Regions from separate parts of the Homo sapiens genome. Here region 1 is linked to region 2. A link is an interaction called in ENCODE POLR2A ChIA-PET data of the cell type or tissue named here. Cell type or tissue: MCF 10A. All regions are shown on one strand. Links, peaks and the distances in the headings refer to the core of each region. The heading gives the core; the rest is flanking DNA.

The links. Peaks named below come from ENCODE experiments on the same cell type or tissue, not always from the same donor. Only the 100,000 strongest peaks of a DNase experiment are listed, where the experiment ranks them.
Region 1: POLR2A ChIA-PET joins it to region 2 with 11 read pairs; 4 of 35 experiments call an interaction of 5 or more read pairs at or near these places.

Annotation. Positions count from the first base shown.
Region 1 is chr1:229,229,863-229,232,671 of GRCh38, forward strand. No RefSeq gene overlaps it. Among named protein-coding and RNA genes, the nearest start is that of TMEM78, 18 kb to the right of the region's middle. In MCF 10A, for the core only: a CTCF peak has its summit at 2,109; DNase peaks (open chromatin) are centred at 909 and 1,689.
Region 2 is chr1:229,068,963-229,071,771 of GRCh38, forward strand. No RefSeq gene overlaps it. Among named protein-coding and RNA genes, the nearest start is that of LINC02815, 84 kb to the right of the region's middle. In MCF 10A, for the core only: no CTCF peak of the experiment used is centred there; a DNase peak (open chromatin) is centred at 1,429.

The DNA of each region.
Region 1 (2,809 bases), core at 153-2,652, 160 kb after region 2:
CTCAACACTGAAAAACAGCCTGGGGATCTTGGCAGGGTTTTAGCCCTCACATCTGCCTTCGAATGAGGGACTTCCAGCTGACCTCTGACAGTGTCCTCCAGTATTATGCAAGGGCAGAGTTAAGCTTTTGGCAGCAGGCAGGAGCACAGAAGTGCCAGGGACATTCTGTTAACAAAGCACAAAGGGTAGAAGGAAGGAACAAGCCATTCTTGTCCACTGTGCAGACTGAGCTCCATTGTGTTGATCCAACATGACAGAATTTGTTTCATTAAAGACTCCCTCCTCACCACCACTGTCAAAGCCAAATCCCTCCAAAAGCCAGAACCCAAGCCCCAATGTGCTGCAAGGATTCTGCAGCTCTGCAGTCAGTGGGTGAAGCCCAAAGCTCCAGCGAAAACCCAACTGCCCAGATCTGCAAGCTGTGGGGAGGGCAGGCCATTTGGCCGTAACCCACCCACTCAAGGGATCGCTCCTTTCCACTTGTCTGGGCAGAGTGGGAAGGAGAGCCTCCAGAAACCGGCGGGGAGGAAGTTTGCTGGGGCTCCACTGTGTCACTGATTTATGGAAGCCTTTCAGGGCCAGAATGACACCATCCGCCTACCTCCTGCTAATTCATATTCTCAGAGCTTTAAATCATGGTGACAGCCCCACCAGGCGCTCTGATCAGTTGAGGGCTTCCAGGGCCCTGCGGGCCAGAGCACCCCACAGCCGCACTGCAGGTTACACCCCCACCTGCCCCAAATACATCCCAACTCCTGCTGCTCTCGGGCCCTCTGCTCAATCCGATAATCCACGGAGAAATGACCTTCCTTTCACTGATGTAGAAGCTCTCTCAACTGAAAAAATTGCAGAAGTTAGAAAAAAATAATTGACATTATGACTCACCCCTACCTCCTACTATTGCTAAGCTTCGAAGTAAACACCTGCTACTGTAAACTGAATAAATGCTAAATCACTAAGATCTTTTGTTAAACAAATTCTGCCACACCACTGCTGTCTTGCTGGGCTGGAGGAATTTTCTGATCGCCCAAAGCATCTTGAGTGCTGTTATTTCCAACCTACCTTTAAATGTGAGACCAAACCTTTGAAGTATACTGCCTCTTGCAAAAAAATAAAAATAAAAACCACACACACTAAAAAGCCTGATTATTTCTGAGGAACACCACAGTAGTTCACTCTCTGTGTGGTAGCTATAGTCAAAAGCACAAAAAACAGAGCAGGTAGAAGCAGAAATTAGGCGGGAAATAAAGACCAAGCTGGCGAGAAATTGGAGAAAGGCTTTCCAAAGCAATGTGACAAGGAAAAGGGAAACTTGAGAAAGATATTTTTCTCTGAGATCAGAGCTGTGCTCCACAGCCAAAGTTAAGGTGAGCCCTGCAATTGTCAGCCAGTAAGCATCTATTATGCTCCCAGTACACACCTGGCCTTGTATTTGGAATTAGAGGTCACCTCCGAGTTTACCTAAGCTCTTCTAGAAAAACAGATCCACCATTATACATTTAAATTATCCAGTCTGCTATGTGGCTTTTCCTGTCCTGCTTCTTGTGACGTAAGGGATTCTGTCTTTGAAACAAGGGGGCCAGAGATGTACTGTGATCCATAAATTCAACTCGGGATCAAACAAGATACTCAGGACCCTGGGATCTTGGCCAGGACGTGCCCTAACTTGCTTCATGTACAATGGGCTGTCATGTCACTGTTCTCTCAAAAACTCCAGACGGGAAGTAAGGGTTGTGACTAATTTCAAAGGGCACAGCGGGGAGCCACACTGCCTGGAAAGCAGGCTGCAGGCATTGCCTCCCGGGGAGTTTGATTCTGAGTTTTATTCTAACATGATCAAAGCAGTAGTTGGGGTGGGGAGCATTCTGAAAAGGAGGCATCAGATTAGGACTATCTGAATTTAAATTCTATTTCTACTTGGGAAAATATGCATTTAAATCATTGACAGCTTCAAAATTCTAATGATTCTGTGAACTATTGGAATTAGTAAGAGACTCATCAAACCAAGAGTAATTAAATGACCAGCTGTGGGCAGTGTGGGACTTCAGACAAAGCAGAGAGAGGTCTGTGTGAGGAGGCACAAGCTTGGCCCTCTGTGGGGCGGGGTGGGTGGTGATTTTGGTCAGGAAAATACACCAGCAGCAAAGGCACCACTGCCAGTCCACACGTGGGCTCTTAGTCTTGAGCCCCTCCACATTGATTTCTTTCCCTTACTGTACCTATGTTAAGGCACGGAAGTTTTCACCATGGGCATGTTTAGGTGAAGCCCGCTGTCCACAATGACCTGGGCAGGTGGGAGGCTCTCCAGGGACCCTTCTCTATTTGCCTAGGCATTTGGCTCTCTCCTGCCTCTATCACAGGTAGACCGGCCTCTTAGACTAAGCCACTGGACAGCTTGGGGAAAATGGGGCCTCTCTGATGGCTTTTTTCTTTAGGATAAGTTTCAAGTGCTCTAACAGAGACTCACAAGAATCGTGGCTTAAACAAGATAGATGTCTATTGCTCTGTCTCCCAGTCGTCCAGGCAAATAGTAAGTCAAGGCTGGAATGGCAGCTGCACAGGATCTAAGACCCTGGTTCCTCTTTTCCAGTTGCTCTGCCATCTCTACGGTGCTGCCCTTGTTGGCATTCTCCAAACTGGCTTCCCCGTCCCCACAATGTTCTAGGCAACAGGATGGAGGATGGGATAGAAAAAGATCACACCCCTTCCTGTTAAGGATATGATCTAGAAGTTACATCCAATGATTTCACTCACAGTCTTTTGGCCAGAACTGAGTGTGTTACCACACCCAGAGACAGGGGCATCTAGG
Region 2 (2,809 bases), core at 57-2,556:
ATAAACTTTAAAAAAAAAACATGATTTTTTAAGAGCAATTTTTTAATCAAGGTTCACTAGAGAAATAGTCAATAGGAGATACAGAGAGAGAGAAGATGATAGATAGATAGATAGATAGATAGATAGATAGATAGATAGATACATACATACATACATACATACATACATACATACATAGATGATAGATAGACAGACAATAGATAGCTAGATGATAGATGGGATGATAGATAGATGATATATAGATAGATGATAGATAGAGAAATAGATACATAGATGATAGATAGATAGATGATAGATAGGATGATAGATGGAATGATAGATAGATGATATATACATAGATGATAGATACATAGATAGATGATAGATACCTAGATAGATGATAGATACATAGATGATAGATACATAGATACATAGACAGATGATGGAATGATAGATGATAGATAGATAGATAGATAGATAGATAGATAGATGATAGATGATAGATGATAGATAGATTAGATAGATAGATAGTTGATAGATGATAGATTGGTAGATGATAATTAGATTGATAGATAGATAGATGATAGATAGATAGATGCTATAACATCTGTGTGAAGGCTTTTGTGTGGTCAGAAGTTTTTAACTCATTTGGGTAAATACCAAGGAACACAATTGCTGCATCATATGGGAGGAATATGTTTAGTTTTGTAAGAAATCACCAAACTGTCTTCCAAAGTGGTTGTACCATTTTGCATTCCCACCAGCAGTGAATGAATTCTTGTTTCTCCACATCCTCACCAGCACTGGGTGTTGTCAGTGTTCTGAATTGTTGCCATTCTGTTAGGTGTGTAGAATCTGAACTTTTAACAAGTTCTCCAGGCATGTCTTACACTTTCTAAGACTGACAGCCACTCTGCAGAGGTGTATCCACTATTTGAGAAATTGGGAGCAACTTTGCTGAAGAAACTGGAACTTCAGAAAAGCAGCCCCAGGATCTCTGGAACTTCGGCTAAGGTTCTAAGTCTCCCAAAGGACCTCAGGGTCTGCATTTCATTTTGCTCTGCACGAGGTTAATAACCACCAAGTAATGCCTCAGCCTGGGGGATCAGAAACTCCTGGAACCTACCAGAAAGCTTGTGAAGAGTCCTCAGGTGATGGGGAGGGGTTGCTTTATTTGATTGGTTTTGTTTTTGAAAAGGCTAGGTTCAAACCTCCAAATGTATATTCCAGCCACCATCAGCCCATACACAGAATGCTTTCAGCTTTGGTCCCTGTTAGTTATTGCAGGAACATAAAGCAGCCACCATGCACAGCAGCTTCAATCTCAGGCACTCTGTGAGCTTGCCAGAGTCATGGTCCCCGGCCCACCCCCAAGGGCTGGGTGACGCACGAATCTTGAGTCAACAGTTTCCAGCACTGAAGAGGCACTGGCCTTGAGCCAGCTATCTCCAGCACATGCCCAGTTGCCCCAGGGCTCATGCTTTATCCTTGGAGGGCTTGGCAGCCTCACGGCCTGCTCTTGTTCAGCTTACTGAGTGTGGTGAGTGCCCAGCTTCCCTTTCAAGGGCTGAGCAGAGGCTGGTCCGCCTACAAAGTTAAAGCAACTTTAACTGAACTGTCTTGCAAAGCAGTCCCAGGATCTGTTCATACTCTCTGGACATTAATTGCTCTCTGTGGTGGGTGCCCCTTCTTTTTTTATTATTATTTTATAATTTTATTTTATTTTAATTTTTTTTAGAGATGAGGTCTCACTCTGACACCCAAGCAAAGGGCAGTGGTGTGATCATAGCTCACTGCAGCCTCCAAACTCCTGAGCGATCAAGTGATCCTCACACCTCAGCCTCCCAAGTAGCTGGGACTACAGACCTGCGTCACCATGCCCAGATAATATTTTAAAATGTTTTTTTTTTTTTTTTGTAGAGACAGGGTTTTGCTTTGTTGTCCAGGCTGGTCTCAAACTCCTGGCTTCAAGCAATCCTCCCACTTCAGCTCTGGTTGATGGGAAGTAGTGGGATTTGATCTCAGTTTTCTGTTCTCAGTTTGTTCAGTGTGTCTAGGAAATGGGGCTGATGCATCTAGGATAGATCAAAAAGAATGCACTCATTTCAATACAAATAAATTGCTGCAGCCTCATTCTGCTAGGGAGGTGGAGTCCTGATGCTTTCCCCCAGCTACTCTGGAGAACAAGACCAAACCAATCCCTCCCTCTCTGTGTGGATCAGTTTTCATATTATTGAGGACACAGTGCACCTCTAGGGGATTGTGGGGTCACTTCGGTACCAAGCCTAGCTCAGCAGATTTAATTTAAGACAAGCCTTAATAGGCACATCATAGAGGAGAATCTGCCAGACAGACTGAAATCTGGGAAAAAGATCTGTAGGTGAGGCCACTAAGACCCCACTGCAGCCTGGGGAAAGGAGAAACTCATTTTCCCCCACCAGGCCCTAAGACAGTCTTTTAGGGTAGAATAGACTCGCCAGACATGGGATGCGGGGAGCAGAGTTGGAGCCTGGTCCCTGCTGAGAGCGGTGTGCTTTAATCCCTTCATTCCTTTGGACTTCTATTTTCTCCAAAGAATAGTCAGTGCAGCCAAAATCTAACCCAGGAAGTGTAAACTCCTCTGCCAAATGTGGGAGAGCCGCTTAGGATGACAGTGATGGGCCTGCTGTCTTCATGAAGGATGTCAGTAAGACCCTACAAGAGCAGAGCCCTTACTGGTGGCCATGAAGCAATCCCAGTGTTTGTCTGGACCCTCCTGCAAACCCAGCTGTGCGGCTCTTCCTGGGTCTGGGAAGCCAGGATTCAGCTTATGACAAAGAGAAGTTCCTGG